Regions from separate parts of the Homo sapiens genome. Here region 2 is linked to region 1. Evidence: chromatin loops called from intact Hi-C (ENCODE). Cell type or tissue: B cell. All regions are shown on one strand.

The links. Peaks named below come from ENCODE experiments on the same cell type or tissue, not always from the same donor. Only the 100,000 strongest peaks of a DNase experiment are listed, where the experiment ranks them.
Region 2: it touches region 1 in a loop (13-fold over the local background); 18 of 110 quality-filtered maps call a loop at or near these places.

Annotation. Positions count from the first base shown.
Region 1 is chr11:59,054,253-59,062,252 of GRCh38, reverse strand. It overlaps GLYATL1-AS1 (GLYATL1 antisense RNA 1), which reads left to right and starts at 3,801. Exons shown (of 6, transcript NR_033853.2): 1 at 3,801-3,881. RefSeq lists enhancers at 3,467-3,726, 3,897-3,966. In B cell, a CTCF peak has its summit at 3,645; a DNase peak (open chromatin) is centred at 3,652; H3K4me3 peaks cover 1,382 bases; H3K27ac peaks cover 828 bases.
Region 2 is chr11:58,649,522-58,657,521 of GRCh38, reverse strand. No RefSeq gene overlaps it. Among named protein-coding and RNA genes, the nearest start is that of CNTF, 31 kb to the right of the region's middle. RefSeq lists enhancers at 4,136-4,690, 5,322-5,823. In B cell, CTCF peaks have their summits at 3,159 and 3,358 (motif pointing left); a DNase peak (open chromatin) is centred at 3,311.

The sequences.
Region 1 (8,000 bases):
AGGTCTTGTGGTGTTTGGAAAGAGCAAACTTTGGAAGTATAATTGTAAAAATAATGTCATACAGTCAAGGAGAAGAGAAAACTTAAGGACAGCTTTCTCAAATCGCTGTTATTCTTGAATCATCTGAAAGCAGTACACGTGCCTGGCACCAATATACATCAGAGAGTAAATCATTGCACAAGGAGACTTGATCTTCTTTTTTTGTAGAATCTGGAGGAAAAATATCTATGAAAACCAAGAGGTAGTAGAGAATGGTGTTGTCGGAATTGCCTGACATCATTGGAGATAGAAAATTTGCCCTGGTAAAAGGTGCTCCTCAGGGAGGAGCATCTGCACATTCCATTAGCATAAAGCCCCTGGTGGGCCATATGAAGAAGTCTGGATTTGGCTATAAATGTGAAATTTATTTTAAATGGAGGATTTGAAGTAAGGGAGAAATATACCCTGACATATTTTTTAAAACCACCCTAGCAGCGTTTGTGCGCGGTACAAACTCTGGGAGGACAAGAAGAGATGTGGAAGGGAGAAGGCAGCTAAGAGTCTATCCCAGGATTGCAAAGATGTTGGAGCCCGACCTCAGATGGTAATGGTGGAAGTGTTAGAAATGGCTGGATTCCACATTTATTTTGAAGGGCCAGCCCATGGAATTTGCTTATGGATGGTCCATAAATAAGAGAAACAGAGGGCTCAATGATGATTCCTGGGCTTTTGACTTGAGCAACTAGAAGGATGGGGAAGTCTGAGGACAGAGATGCTGTGTGTGCCAGGATTGCGGTGCTTATGTGTGTTTGTGTAATTCTACTTGTGACATGTTGAATTGGTGATGCTAATCCACTCCAACTGAAAAATAAGGAGGGAAGTGGACATTCAACACATGATGACAGGAAGACAGGGAAGCTGGGACTTATGATGGTAACAATGTTGGCCATTAGCTGAGAAGTTTTGTATTTCAATGTTGGCCATTAGCTGAGAAGTTTTGTATTTTTTTTTTTTTTTTTGGACACAGAGTCTTGCTCTATTGCTCAGGCTTTAGTGCAGTGGCATGATGTCGATTCACTGCAACCTCCACCTCCTGTGTTCAAACCATTCTCATACCTCAGCCTCCTGAGCAGCTGGGATGACAGGTGCTTGCCACCATGCCCAACTGAGTTTTGTTTTTCTAATAGAGATGGGGTTTCACCATGTTGGCCAAGCTGGGTCGAACTCCTGGCCTCAGTTGCTTTGCCTGCCTCAGCGTCTCAAAGTACTGCGATTAGAGATGTAAGCCACCACGTCAGGCCTAAGAATTATAATTAAAGTACAGGGAAAATTAAAAGGGAGAAGAAAGTTCACAGAGAGATATCATGGCAAATGATAAATAAAAAAGCCTGCCTTGTTTCCCATACCCCCTGTGTCTTCGATTCCCTGAATTTTACCTCCCAGTGGACCGTGCTTGTTCCTTCGTAATGGCGCTCCAAGCAGCACTGCTGCACACCAATTCCTGAGCTTCCCTGCTTCTTGAGCTTAGGAATAGTTGTGCTTCTACTTCCTGTTTATTTGCTCATCACTGGCGTAGCAACTGAACCACACAATTGGGATAAGTAACCTGATGCCGTTTTGGGGAGCAATCTTCCATTTCTTCCTTACGTATAAAACTGACCCTCACAGAGAAACTAACTGTCTAGAGCGATAGGTCCAGAGTAGAGCTCTAGCTTTGCTTTTCCCTTTGCAGCTTTGCCCTGAGAGGTTTGATGCAATCCCACTGCAATGGGAATCCGTGAAAGAGTAGGGATGCTCAGGGAATCTGTTGGGCCACTAGGAAAAACTCATTTCTAGCTAATGCTTATACGGGGCTATGGAAGTTGTCTAACATCCCTGGGGACAGAGTGTTTGCCCTGAAAAGGAACATTCCCTTGGCACAAAGCATCTTGTTGGCTGGATTTTATAATAAACGTGACAAGAATGCTTTTGGCCAGTAACTGGTGGTTAGGTCATATTGTGGTTTGCAAACCCATAAAGAGGAAAAGGCCTCTCATGTGGTTGGGAGAGGTGGGAATGGATCATGCACTAAGGTCAGGTCTGGTGAAGTTAGGGAATAAGGCCAGTGTTTACGAAGAGTGATTCCTTCATGAACCCATAAAAGATGCTCTTGAACCCTAATAGTAGGATGATGTCTGTATTTAGAGTTGCAGACAACATGTTCTGGGAATACAGAGGAAGGCACCACTGCCTCTACCCTGAGAGTATATCACAGAGAAAGATTAATATTTGGACTAGATGGCTGAGAGATGAGTAGGAGTTTGATAGAAGAGAACAGGGGAAGTGTCTGGATGTACAATGGCAGAAGTGGCAGGAAAGGCTGAGGAGAACTGGCCTCTGGGGGTGGGTTATAGATATGGGCCTGGGCACCACATTCTGGAGCTTGCAATGGGTTATGTAAAAGCTTAGATGGGACGGTCTTTTCCTCTCCTCCTGTGGGTTCGTAGTGGGCCCACCTCACTCACTGCTGCAAACAAGCTGCCCCCATTTGAGAGAGAGCTGGAGTGGGGTCTCTAAGCCTCCAGCAACCACTTAGGAGCCATCCTTGATGCCCTGGCAGCTAACTCTTCACATGGAGACCCCGTAGTCCATCCTATCTTGGGAAGACAATGCACACAGGGGGAAGGTAACATCCCCCTCCAGATTCCAGAGGCTCCAAGGAGCCTCTCTCTCTCTTCAAGAAAAGAAATAGTCACTGAGCCACGGGTGGAGGTGAACATGGTTTGGGACCAACAGGCGGCTGGATGGTTTCACCTCCACGGTCATACAATGGTACTGGGAGATGAATGGGGGTAGGGCGATCTAGAATCATTTCAACCTCAACTTACAATGGGGTGGTGCTTGGTAGTTGACTCATTGTGGCCCCATTTAATATTTGCAGTCACCAGTTGGGGTAGGTGTGACTGTTGCTCCCATTTCACAGATTAGGACAGGATAGTTTGCTAGAGGTCACAGGACTAGTTGGGGAAAGGAAAGGGTGTCAGGTAGGATTTTAACCTTAGAGCCTCACGCTTTCTTAGGCTCTTTCAGGGAGACCTTGGGCAAATTCCTTTCTCTCTTGGTGGGGGGGTCTCCATTTCTTATTTGTAAATTAAGGAGTTCTTCCAGTTTGTGATTCTCTGTACTTTAACTTGGATAGGTTTTTTAAAATGGGGATTATGGGAACCCCACTATATTTAAGTAGAGTAGGTCTGGGGTGAGGCCCAGTAATCTGCAGCTTTGAACAAACCCCGGCATCAACAAAACTGGTTGAGATACTCAGGAAAGTTTATGGTGCATGAAAATCTTATTGCGAGCATCCAAAACACATAACACTGAGCTCCATCTGCAGAGATCCTGTTTTGATACCCTTGGTTGGACTGTGGCTGGGTAATTTGCATTTGTCAGAAGTGAGGCCAGTCAGCTGGTCAACCAGTCCTCCTGTCACTCTGTGACCCTCCCCCGGTGTCCGCGGTGCTTCTTTACTTGCATCTTGTGGGAATGACATCTGCGCAGGCAGCCCCTTTTAGCACCGCCCCTGGCACAGGAGCTGAGCTCTTAAAAACCAAGCCCAGCCCTGAGTTTGCAGATACTCAGGGAAGGGGAAGGTGCCTTTCCGCATTTGGTGTAGTCCCGCATTCTGCCATATGATGGCGCCAGAGAACGCGCCTACCGGGATAGGGAGGGGCAAGGAGGCGAGGAAGGAAAAAAAAGAGACAAGTGAAGATTGACATCCATTAAGGCCAATGGTAGCTCAATCTTCTGTTCTCTGACTCCCAAGCTTCCCATTCTCTTAGGAGGCTGCATTTGTGGCGCTAAAAAAAGGGATGGGCGTGGGAGATTCCAGGACTTGTGCTCGCTGAAGATACAACTGTTAGTCCAAGGTAACTCCCGCTCGTAGTGGCTCAACCCTCTTTGTCAATTCACCTTCCTCTAAGTTAACTATGGCTGCTCCACCTGTCTTTAGGGAAACCTACTCCCCATCGCGCTGGGTGTTTTGGAGTTTTTAAAAGCGTCGCGGGGTAAAGTCAGTGTTGTGCTTTTCCTTTTCTCAGCAGGTAAGTATTCCTGGAGCTGACAGCGGGGAGTTGCCGGGCGGGAGTAGGGGTGAAGAGAGAATAGGGAGAGAGATAACAGGTGTGAAGCGTCCCTCAATGCCAGGCATCCTGCTTTGGCACCTTCCAGAAATTTGTCTCAATCATCTTTCTATTGAATTCATTTTCTGTTTCACAGATTAGGAAACCTCAACTAAGTGGCCCAAGGAGAGTCCTTGGATAATTTTAACTTGTGTCAGAAACCAAAGCCCAAGGTCTTTTATTTTGCAGAGGCTGCTTTGGCAGGATTTCAATGCATGCAGGTCCTGCGAATCACTGCTCCTCACTCAATGATCCATCCCGCTGTCCACACATTCATTCACCCATTCATTTCTTAGGGGCTTATCTGCAAGGCGTGGGGCTGGATGATACTAAAAATACAAAAGGGACTCTGATGTAAAGTAGAAGAGACTTTTTAAAAAGATTTACACAGAATTCCGGTGCTCAGCATGGTTTCGATTTTTTTCCCCAACATACTATTGATACCTATTATGTTCCACATAATATGATGGATTCTGAAGATACAGAGATGGGTGAGACCTATCCTTGCCTTTCAGAAGCTCGTTGTCATAGGCAAGAGTAATCTCTGAGGTTTAATTTTAGATATCTATTTTTTAACAAATTGAGCATCAACTCTATATATTCTACTGTAATTAATGTACTAAATAATTAAATATTACACACACTTAATTTCTTATTTTTTAGATGAAGATGAATCTAAGTGGTGGTTCAAGTATGTCCTTTGTCCATCCTAGTGGACCATTTTGGGTGCTTCAGACTGCAACTCTACCCTCCTGTTATGTGCTTGGCTCTATTCCTTCTTTCTGCAGCTCTCTGTCAAATGACAGGCTTTGAGGGAAACCAGTCCTGACCCCTTCCTGTTTTCTCTCCTTTTTACCTGCTCCTATCTGAGGCCTCTTTTCCTATTTATTTGTTGTTCTTTCTCCCTCCATCATCTTCTGTCGTCAAATCATGTGTTGTTTTCATATACTACATCTGAGTTTATAGGGAATATGTTCACAGTTGTTTTAATTTTTGGTTTAGCTTCTGCCTCCCTGCTCCAGAATGTAAGCTTCAAGAAGGGCGGCGAGGAGTTCTTGACACCTGTCACTGCCTGAGAAACGGTTGGGGATGGAGGGAGACAGTTTTGCCCAGTGCATCCTGAAATCCCCTGAGGTGGGGGTGGGAGTGGAGGGAAGATCAGGGAATGTCCATTCATTTTATGAAGTTGAAGTTGGGTTAAATCCTATTATATCCTGTGATGTTGTTTGTTAATCTCAACCTGAAGACCTCATCGCTAGTCATCCACTTTTTGCTAGCTTTGTGACCTTGAATGAAAGTTCAAGGCTACCTTGTTTCTTTGTACCTCAGTTTCCTTATGTATAAAGTGGAAAATTATATTTGGTCATCCTAAAATGTGATGTCATAGGGAATCAGTCACTTGAGGGTAAAAGACAAACATTTGTCAATGTATAAGGCTGCAGAAATTATATTCTTGTGAGGGTCAAAGAAAGATATTTGTGGATTTGAGAGTCTTCAGATATTATATCGGTAGCATATGTACATGCAGGAAATACTGAAGAAGCAATTTAATCAAATAGGAAAAGAGATTTCAGATAGGAGCAGAAAATAAGGAGAGGAAACAGTGGTGAGTAAAAAAAAATTGACAAATTTTATGTAGAGAGTTAACTCTAAATGGACAATGATAGGCTCTCTGGGAATGTGTAAGAAAAGTTTTAAAGAAGGATTCTTTAAATTGATGAGACACACTGCAAGGGAAATTCTGTGACACCTGGAACTAAAACACGTGGAACTAAAACATCGGGCTCAGGGGGTTGAACGGTAGAGGAATAAAAGCATTTTGTATCACTTAGCACACTCATCTGGATCTGAGGAGGGAGCAAAACAGGGAAATAAATCTATTGGAAGATGTCAACTTATTGAGGTAAAGGAGGAAACGGTGAATAGCTGTTACTTTATTTTATATAATAGTAAACAAATTTGTGTTCAATTATGAGCACTAGAAACAAATACCAGTGATTGAATAAAAAGTTAATAAGGGAATATGATGTATAAGTGAGTTAATAAGAGAACTTGATGGATAAGTGAATTAATAAGAGTCCACAGTGGAGGCAATTTCCCCTTTTGAAAAACATTATCTTTTGAATATACGCAGGATATACTTTTCAAAAGAAAAAAAGGTGTATATTGGGGAAACAATTTTCACTCATTCTCGAGACACTCAATACTTTTCCCTAGATAATCTATGGCTATACAAGCATAATAATGCCTTTTCAATATATTTTCCCAGCAACTAAGAAGTTCAGTGTTTATAATTGTAATAAGAAGCGTGCTGATCTGGCCTGAAATATAGTTTTACTTTAGATATATGTCTCATAAATAGAATTTAAGAAGTCAGGGAATATGCTTAGAAAGGGATTACCAAGGCCCTATAACACATGAGTTTGGGGGCACAGGGTGATTAAGATTTAGAATAAAGTTAGGTGAAATCTAGGGCCAAAGGATAGCAGGAGGGTGTGTGTGTGTGTATGTGTGTGTGTATGTTGGGTGGGGCAGGTGGGAACCTTTGGAGAATGCCTGTAGGCTGCTAGTGAGGTGCTATGATCTCTAGACCTTGGTAGGTCCTTGCAAAGAGACAGGGTTCTGAAAGGCTGGCACCATTATAGGTTTTTAAAATATTTTTGTTATCCATAGGGGTGACCCTGGAGATCATTACCAAAATTTAAAAATTTCACCACTGGGCACACATGTTACCCTTCTCGTGATGGCATGGCAAAGCTTGATTTGCAAGAGTTTCTTTTGGATTGTCCCCAATGATTCCCTTTAAAAATAGGAGCTCCTTCAAGGTAAGAAAGGAAGGAGAAAATATCCCTTCTAACCTATTTTCTCTTTTGCATTCCAAGGACTCTGGAAAGGCACAGCAGGTTTGTTTTTGAAATCTGTAGAATTTTAGTGCTCTCCATTCTCCCAAGTAGATGACTTTAGTGAAGGTAAAAGGAAAGACTGTTTGCTGTGTCAAGGGAAGATTCATATGCAAATCCCAAGACTCAGATGTTATTTCAGAAGCTTTGGTGTCCATAGTAAAGTAGAACTAGCCCGGGTTCATCTGCCTACAAGGGCAATTGTATGAGGCAAATATGAGGAAACTGGCAGAACAGGAGGGGTGGAATCTTCCTGGGAGAAACAGTAAAGAGAGTTCTAGGTGGAGAGGGGATCAATGTGTTGAGCAAACACATGGCTGTCTTCTTAGTTCCTATATGAAATCATGGAAAAGACTTTTGAACAAAGAATAAATATGTCATAGCAGGAAAACAAAAAGCAGTCTTTTGGCCAGAAATAGAAACTGTTAAAAAGAAAAGCAAACCAACAACAATAAAAAACACCTTTAAGTTTGAAAATGACAGAAGTTAAGAAGTGGAAAGTTGCCTGGGATATGCTTTTATTGCGGCCTCTCTAATAAACCCGTCCCCACTCCATCTTCATGTCCTTGCTTATCCTAAGCAGCATGGTGGCAGCTGTGGCATTCTTCAGACTAAAGTGGTCATTTTTGGCACTTGGGCTTGAGATGGCAGTGAAGCGGCATCGTTTGTCTGGGGAAATGCCAGAGGTTTGCTGTCTCACAGTATGGAAATTGAGATGTGGACACCAAAGGAGTGGGTTCAAGAGCAAAAGTTTAATAGGCAAAAGAATGAAGAGAGAGTTTCCTCATGCATTGGAAAGGTGCCTGAGCAGGTTTCCGGGTTTGGGGCGAGTTGTGGTTGGTTTTATAGAGGAGCTTGAGGAGGCAGTGTCTGATTTACATAGGGCTCAGAGGGTTGGTTGGAGCAGGTGTGCCATTTATGTGATGCATGAAGAGCCTGGCCATCCCACATGAATCTTTAGTATGCA
Region 2 (8,000 bases), 400 kb after region 1:
TGGTGATGATTTCTTGGAAATGATAGTTGAAGCACAGGCAACATCAACAACAAAACAAAACAAATTGGACTATATCAAAAATTTTAAGTTCTATGCATCAACAGACACAATCGATAGTGAAAAGACAACCCACAAAATGGGAGAAAATATTTTCAAATCACGTATCTAATAATGGGTTAATATTCAGAATATTTAAACGCTTACTACCAAAAAACAAAACAACCTGACTTTAAAAATAGACAAAGAACCCATTTTTTTATGTACTTATTGGTTATTTGTATATCTTCTTTGTTCTCAAACGACCAATAAGCACACGAAAAGATGCTTAACATCACTAATCATCAGGGAAATGCAGATCAAAACTACAATGAGATACCATCTCACACCCAATAAGATGGTTACTATTGAAAAACAAAACAACAGAAAAGAAGTATTGGTGAGAATGTAGAGAAATGGAAACCCTTGTGCACTGTTAATGGGAATGTGAAATGATGCAGCCACTAAGGAAAACAGTACAGAGGCTCCTCAAGAAATTAAAAATAGAACTACCACATGGCCCAGCAACTCCACTTCTGGGTATAAACCCCCAAGAATAAAAAGCAGAGTATCAAGAAGATACTTATACACTCATATTCATGGCAGCATTATTCTCAGTAGCCAAAACTGGAAGCAATCCAAGTGTCCATAGATGGATGAATGGCTAAACAAAATGTAGTATCTACATACAAAAATGATTTAGCCTTGAAATGGAAGCAAATTCTGACCTATGCTTCAGCATGGATGAACCTTGAGGCCACTATGCTAACTGAAATAAGTCAATCACAAAAAGACAAGTACTGTGTGATTCCACTTATATGAGCTACCTAGAGTAGTCAAATCCATAGGGACAGAAAGTAGAATATTTGTTGCCGGGGGCTGGAGGGAGGGAATGCGGTGTTGTTGCTTAACAGGTATGGAATTTCAGTTTTGCAAAATGGAAAGTGCTCTGGAGATTGCACAACAATGTGAACATGCTTAACACTATAGCAAGGTACCCTTAAAACTGGTTAAGATGCTAACTTCTCTGTGTTTTTTAACCACAATTAAATGCTTTTCAAAATATCAGAATATGGCAGCTGAAACAAACAATACTTTGTGCAATGTATCTATTTGCCTACCAAAGATAGAGAAGAAAAAAGGCCAGGTGCTGTGGCTCACACCTGTAATCCCAGCACTTTGGGAGGCCAAGGCAGGGGGATCACTTGAGGTCAGGAGTTCGAGACCAGCCTGTCCAACATGGTGAAACCCTGTCTCTACTAAAAATACAAAAATTAGCCAGACATGGTGGCGGGAGGTAATCCTAGCTACTAGGGAGGCTGAAGCAAGAGAATCACTTGAACCCAGGAAGTGGAGGTTGCAGTGAGCCAAGATTGTGCCACTGCAATCCAGCCAGGGCAATAGAGTGAGACTCAGTCTCTAAATAAATAAATAAATAAATAGCACTGAATTAGAGTTTCCAAACCTACCTTGCTTTGCCACTAACTTGGGGCAGAAACAATAATAATTGCTGGCATTTATGGTACACTTACCATGTGCCAGATATCATTTTAAATGTTTTATCTCATTTAATGCTTACAACAGGAAGTACTATCACGTTCCCATTTTAAAGATTAGGGAATTGAAGCAAAATAAAATTAAACAAGCTGCCCAAGGACTTATGGTTAATAAGTGAGTAGCAAAGCCAGGATTCAAACCCCACAGTCTGACTCCAGGGCTGCACTTGTAACCATTGTGCTACCTGCAGAATGGCCAGGAGCGCAGGTCCCACATGGCAATGAACCACTTCCTGTACCACCCACTTCCAAATCCAGTAGCTTCTTCATCCTAGACCTAAAGAAAGTCAAGTTCAGCTATAAACAATACAATCATTTCTTTTAAAACATCACATTCTCTCCAACATACGAAACATCTTAGGATGTATGTTTTCCTTTCACCAATCTTTTCCCTCCACACCCCTTTCTCAGCTCTTTAATCATCTTAGATTGTAAATGTGAAGCATGAGAGTAGAGAACATGAGGGCTGAAGTGGCACCAGTCTGGATGGGACCCCAACTCTATGACTTACTAGCAAGTTACTTATTGCCTCTCAGCCTCAGTTTCATCAACTCTAAAATGAGAATAGGACCTGCATCAACAGGTGGTTTTAAAGATTAAACTGTATAATATCTTAAATGTCTAGCACAGTATTTGACATAGAATGGGCTGTTTGAAGTATAATAACAATTATTGTATAGCAATAATTGGTTGAATATTACTCAACAACTTGAAGCTCTGTCAGGTGAAAATAAAAGGTAGAATTGTTCACTATGGCCAAAACTGAGAATGAAACATGAGATCACCAGGGAGATCCATTTCTACTAAGCAGAAAGCAAACCTTTCTATTAGTCAGAGAAGATCAAGGGCAGACTGGGTTGCCTTTGAAGGTGGTGAGTTCTCTGTAACTATAGCTGTTCAAGCAGATACCACTTAGTGAACATGCTGTATACAGACCCCAACCCTGCCATCCCTGAGAGCCTATGAATTTATGTCAAGATTTATCCGCACCCATACAATGATCTGGTGCCCTCTCCCAGTGTTCTGACTTTCCCTATTCGAGCTGCTATAGGTTTCTCTTCCACATAAACCAGAGGAAGCATTCTAGCTCCAGGTGCTGGTGGACAGGTTGCTTAATTTTAACACAACTGTCATCTGGCCACAAGAATGTGTGGAAGTGACTGCTCTCTTTTGGGACCTGAGTTCATTCCCCAGTGATATTTATGCCAAAATAGAGGAACAGGTTTTCTGTCCACGTAGGTTCTCCAGTGTTCAAAGTCCAACACTTTTTTTTCCCCAACCCCTCCAGAAGACGACAGATGACTTTGATCACGACACCAACACTTACCTGGGTAAGAACCCAGAGGATTTACAGGGCCCATCAACCAGAAGCAGCATTTTCAGATTCAAGGTGAGGTCACATTTAGGACCATTCGTGGAAAGGAGGTGGATCCGCTAGGAGCACAGTTCCTTGGTAACCAAGGGAGAGGAGTGACATTCTGCTTGTAGTCTGGCTTATGAATAATTCCTTTGCTAGAACATTTTGCTATCTCTCTTAGTCTGTGTAAGTTCTGTTCATTCTTCAAGTTTTAGCTGCAAGATCTTTCTAAGAAAGACCCCTTCAGTCCCCTAGAGGAAGCATGGGGAGAGTACAGACTTGGCCCAAGTGCCATCCCACGTGGGCAGCCCCTGGGCGCTGCCAGCAAATTACACTCCTCACAGCGTTTCTCACTTGCAGGGAGATGTGTGCCTCTGCATCTGCACCGCCCTCTGCTGGTCGGTGATGCTGACACAGCGAGGAGTTCCAGGCTTCCAGAATAAAATCAACTGCTCATCACTAAAGAAGACTTGTATTTTATTGGCTTTTAAAACAGGCAGAAAGTATGGTCATGGGTAACAATTTAGTGAAAAGCCTGCACTATAAACCAAGAAGTTCGAATGTCATGTCCTCTGTATCAGTCCATTCTCACACTGCTATAAAGATACTACATGAGACCAGGTAATTGATGAAGAAAAGAGATTTAATTGACTCACACTTCTGCATGGCTGAGGAGGCCTCAGGAAACTTACACTCATGGCGAAAGGTAAAGGGGAAGCAAGGCACATCTTACATGGTGTCGGGAGAGAGACAGAAGAGTGTGGGGGAAACTGCTAAACACTTTTTAGAACCACCAGATGTAAGAATTCACTCACTATCATGAGAACAGCATGGGGGAAACCGCCCCCATAGTCCAATCACTTCCCACTAGGTGCCTCCCTCAACACCTGAGGATTACAATTTGAGATGAGATTTGGGTGGGGACACAGAGCCAAACCATATCATCTCCCTCCACGTTTTTCTTTATACATGCTCTTGGGGTTATACCTCTATATTTCCTTAATATGGTAGTTATCCCTGTCTCTAGTAGATAAGCTGTAAACTGGCTAACTTTCAAAATCAAAAGCTATGATCCCCTCTCTGGATAGTAGTTTTATCTCTGTAGGAAGCACATTTGATCTGCTGGGGGTAATTGTATACCACAAATTTTTCTACCCCTTAACAGTTTTTCCTAAATTGCTGGTCTCACCTAAAAAGGCCCACTGATTATAAAACATGCTGAATTTATGAAATACACTTTAGGGAGGCAAAGACAAGTTGGAAGGCTCCACTCAGGAAGCTAAATATCTTCTGTTTGACTACACTATGGAACTATGTGATTCCCACTTCCAGCTGTGGAATGGGACAGTAGTGGGATAGTGACACGCCTACTAAAGGAGTGGCTTTTGAGAAAGGCCTTGAAAGTGGTGTTTGGTTTTCTATTGCTACATAACAAACCACCACAAAACCGGGTGGTCTAAAACAACAGTCCTTTTTCCCTCACTATTCTGTGGTTTCAATGGGCTCAGCAGGACACCACTTGTGTTCCCTGGTATGCTGGCCAGGAGCTCAGTTAGGCCTGACTGTCCAACATGGTTCAGCTACATATCTAGCACTTACATGAAAATAGCATAAAGGCTGAGCCAGGATGCTGACAGAGCTAGAATAGCTGGTTGGCTTGGGTTCCTAGATATGAAAGCACCCAGGCCTTCTAGGTGTAGGGACAGCTTCATGTCTGCAATATTTAATTAAAGTGAGTCACAGGGCCAGCACAGATTCACTGTAGAACAGGACTTCCAAGTGGGATGAATCCTGGGGTGGGTGGTTAATTTGGAACTGCCTTTGGAGACCAGTTACAACACAGGTAAGAAAAAGATGCTGAGATGTAGGAGGATTAGCACAGCCTAAAGCATGAATAAAAGCATGAAGCTGATAAAATACAAGAATACAGGCTAGTGAAAAGTGTAGAGTTTGTAACTTCTGGTTCCAAAATGGTGGCATAGAAGCAAGTTAGTTTTACCTCCCATTGTCCTAGAAAACCAGAAAAAAAAATACAGCACCAAGATTATCACCAGTAATGTCCCAGAACTCAAATATGAGGAGAAGATAGTTCCCAGAGCCACAGAGAGATGCTCAGAAAAAGCTCTGAGCAGACAGTAAGAGAATCAGATATCCATATCAGCAATGTTGCTCCCTGAAATCTGCTCAACACCAAGTATGTGAAAAGTTTCTCCTCAAATCACAGTTTCTGCACTGTAAAAGTGAGATCAAGGTTGACAAACAGCTTCCCCATCATCTTGGGTTTCCTGATAGGAAACAGGTCTCTGCCTCAACCCAAGAGAATCATTGGAAATGCCTAAAGGAAAACATATCTCAGAGGACAGCCAGAGACAAATGGGGGAGGTGAGACTATCATCTCCGGCCCTGGAAACTCTGTTCTGTAAGTCAGCCAAAGGAGATGCCAAATCAGAGTGGCTGCTCAGCAGCACCATGCTATAGGAGGTTTGTTCCACAGGTCTTCTGGGCACAAACGCCTATCTGGCCTTCCCCCATTATCCCCTTTGAGGCCACCGCATTCCAGACAGGAGGCACTCTGATTGTTTAGAGGCAGACCTAGGCTTAAGCTGTCATCTAGAGCTGAAAAGGAGACAACAACCTAGCAGAAAAGAAAGAAAGAGAGAGAAAGAAAACAAAAGAATGAAAGAAAGAAGAAAAGAAAAGACAATCAACAGGTAAATTACAAAGAATCTCTAAACATACATATATAGTAAAAGACAAAACAAGCCAAACAGAGAAGACTGAAATAAATAAATAATCTTTTAATGCAAAGACATAGATATACATCCACAAGAAACAACATCTAACAGAACTATGACCTCCCCAAACAGACAAAGCAAAACACAAGTGACTAACCCTAATGAGATGAGGATATGTGAACTCTGATGAACAATTCAAAATAGCAGTTTCAAGGAAACTCAGAGATCTCCAAGATAACACAAAAAATAATTTAGAAATTTATCAGAGAAATTTAACAAGATCAAAATAATTTTAAAAGACCAAATCTAAGAATTATTGGAGTTTAAAAGGGAATTCAATAAGAGGTAGAAAGCATATTCAAAGAAATAATAACAAAAAGATGATGTTCTAAAACTTAAAAAAAAGATATAAATATCCAGGTATAAGAAGATCAGAGAAACAAACAGATTCAATCCAAGTAAGACTACACCAAGACATATAATAGTAAAACTCTCAAAGATCAAAGAGAGAGGGGATCCTAAAAGCAGCAAGAGAAAAGATCCAAATGTCATACAAAAGAACTCCAATTCATCTGGCAACAGATTTCTCAAAGAAAAGAAGGACTAAAGAGAGTAGTATATTTTCAAAGTCTTGAAAGAAAAAAACCTATAATCCAAGAATACTGTATCCAAAATAGCTATCTTTCAAATATGAAGACATGAAGTTTTCCCTGGACAAACAAAAGCTGAGATAATTCACCACCACCAGACCTGTCTTGCAAGAAATCCCAACTGGAGGTCTTCAATCAGAAATAGAAAAAGAAAAAACACTAACATACAAAAAGAAAATATTTGAAGGTATAGAACCCATTGCTGGCCAGGCATGGTGGCTCATGCCTGTATTCCCAGCACTTTGGAAGGCTAAAGGGGGTGAATTGCTTGAGAAGAGGAGTTTGAGACCAGTCTGGTCAACATGGCAAAACCCTGTCTCTACTAAAACACAAAAATTAGCTGAGCATGGTGGCAGGTGACTGTAATCCCAGCTACTTGGGAGGCTGAGGCAGCAGAATCACTTGAACCGAGGAGGTGGAGGTTGCAGTGAGCTGGGATTGCACCACTACACTCCAGCCTGGGTGACAGAGCAAGTCTCTATCTCAAAAAAAGAAAAAAAAAAAAAAAGAACTCACAGCTAAAAATAAGTATGTAAACAAACCCAGAATACTCTCCTACTGTAACTGTGGTGTGTAATACACTCATAAGTCTAATATGAAGCCAAAAGACAAATCTATCAAAAACAGTAATAGTTATTGATATAGCTAACATTGTTAACCAGTTAAGAGATGGAAAACAAAAAAAAACATGTAAACTGAGACAACACAAAGTCAAAATGTGGTGGCAATGGAGTTAAAGTGTAAAGGTTTTCTTTCACTTTTTATTTGTTTTTTTTTTCCTGGTAATCTAAAATAAGTTGTCATCTCTTCAAAATACTTTTTTAAAAAAGGGAGTCTTGCTCTGTCACCCAGGCTGGATTGCAATGGCATAATCATAGCTCACCACAGTCTTAACCTCTTGGGCTCAAGCAATTCTCCTGCCTCACACTCCCAAATAGCTGGGACTACATGCACATGCCACCATGCCTGGCTAATTAAAAAAAATTACAGAGACAATGTCTCACAGGGGTCACTTTGCTGGCCAGGCTGGTCTTAAACTCCTGGCTTCAAGCAGTCCTCTTGTTTTGGCCTCCCAAAGTGCTGGGATTACAGGTGTGAGTGACTATGTCCAGCCCAAAATAACTTGTTATATCTATCTATAAGACATTCTTTGTGAGCCTCATGTAACCACATGCAAATACCTATAATAAATTTACTAAAAATAGAAAGCAACAAATTAAAACATACAACCAGAGAAAATCACTTACTCACAAAGGAAAGCAATAAAGAAAGAAAACAGGAAGAGAGGAGTCTCAAAACAACCAGAAAAGAAACCTGAAAAAAGGCCATAGAAAGTCCTTACTTATCAATAATAACATTAAATGTAAATGGGCTCAATTCTCCAATTAAAAGGCAGACTGTAGCTAAATGAATAAAGAAATAGAACCAACTATATGCTGCCTACAAGAAACCCACATCACCTATAAAGACTCACATAGACTAAAAGTGAAGGAGTGGAAAAAGATATTTCATGCATCTGGAAACCAAAAAAGAATATGAGTAGCTATATGTATGTCAGATAAAATAGACTGCAAGTCAAAGACTAATAAGAGACAAAGAAGACCACTATATAATGATAAACAGGTCAACCCAGCAAGAGAATATAACAATTATAAATATGTATGCA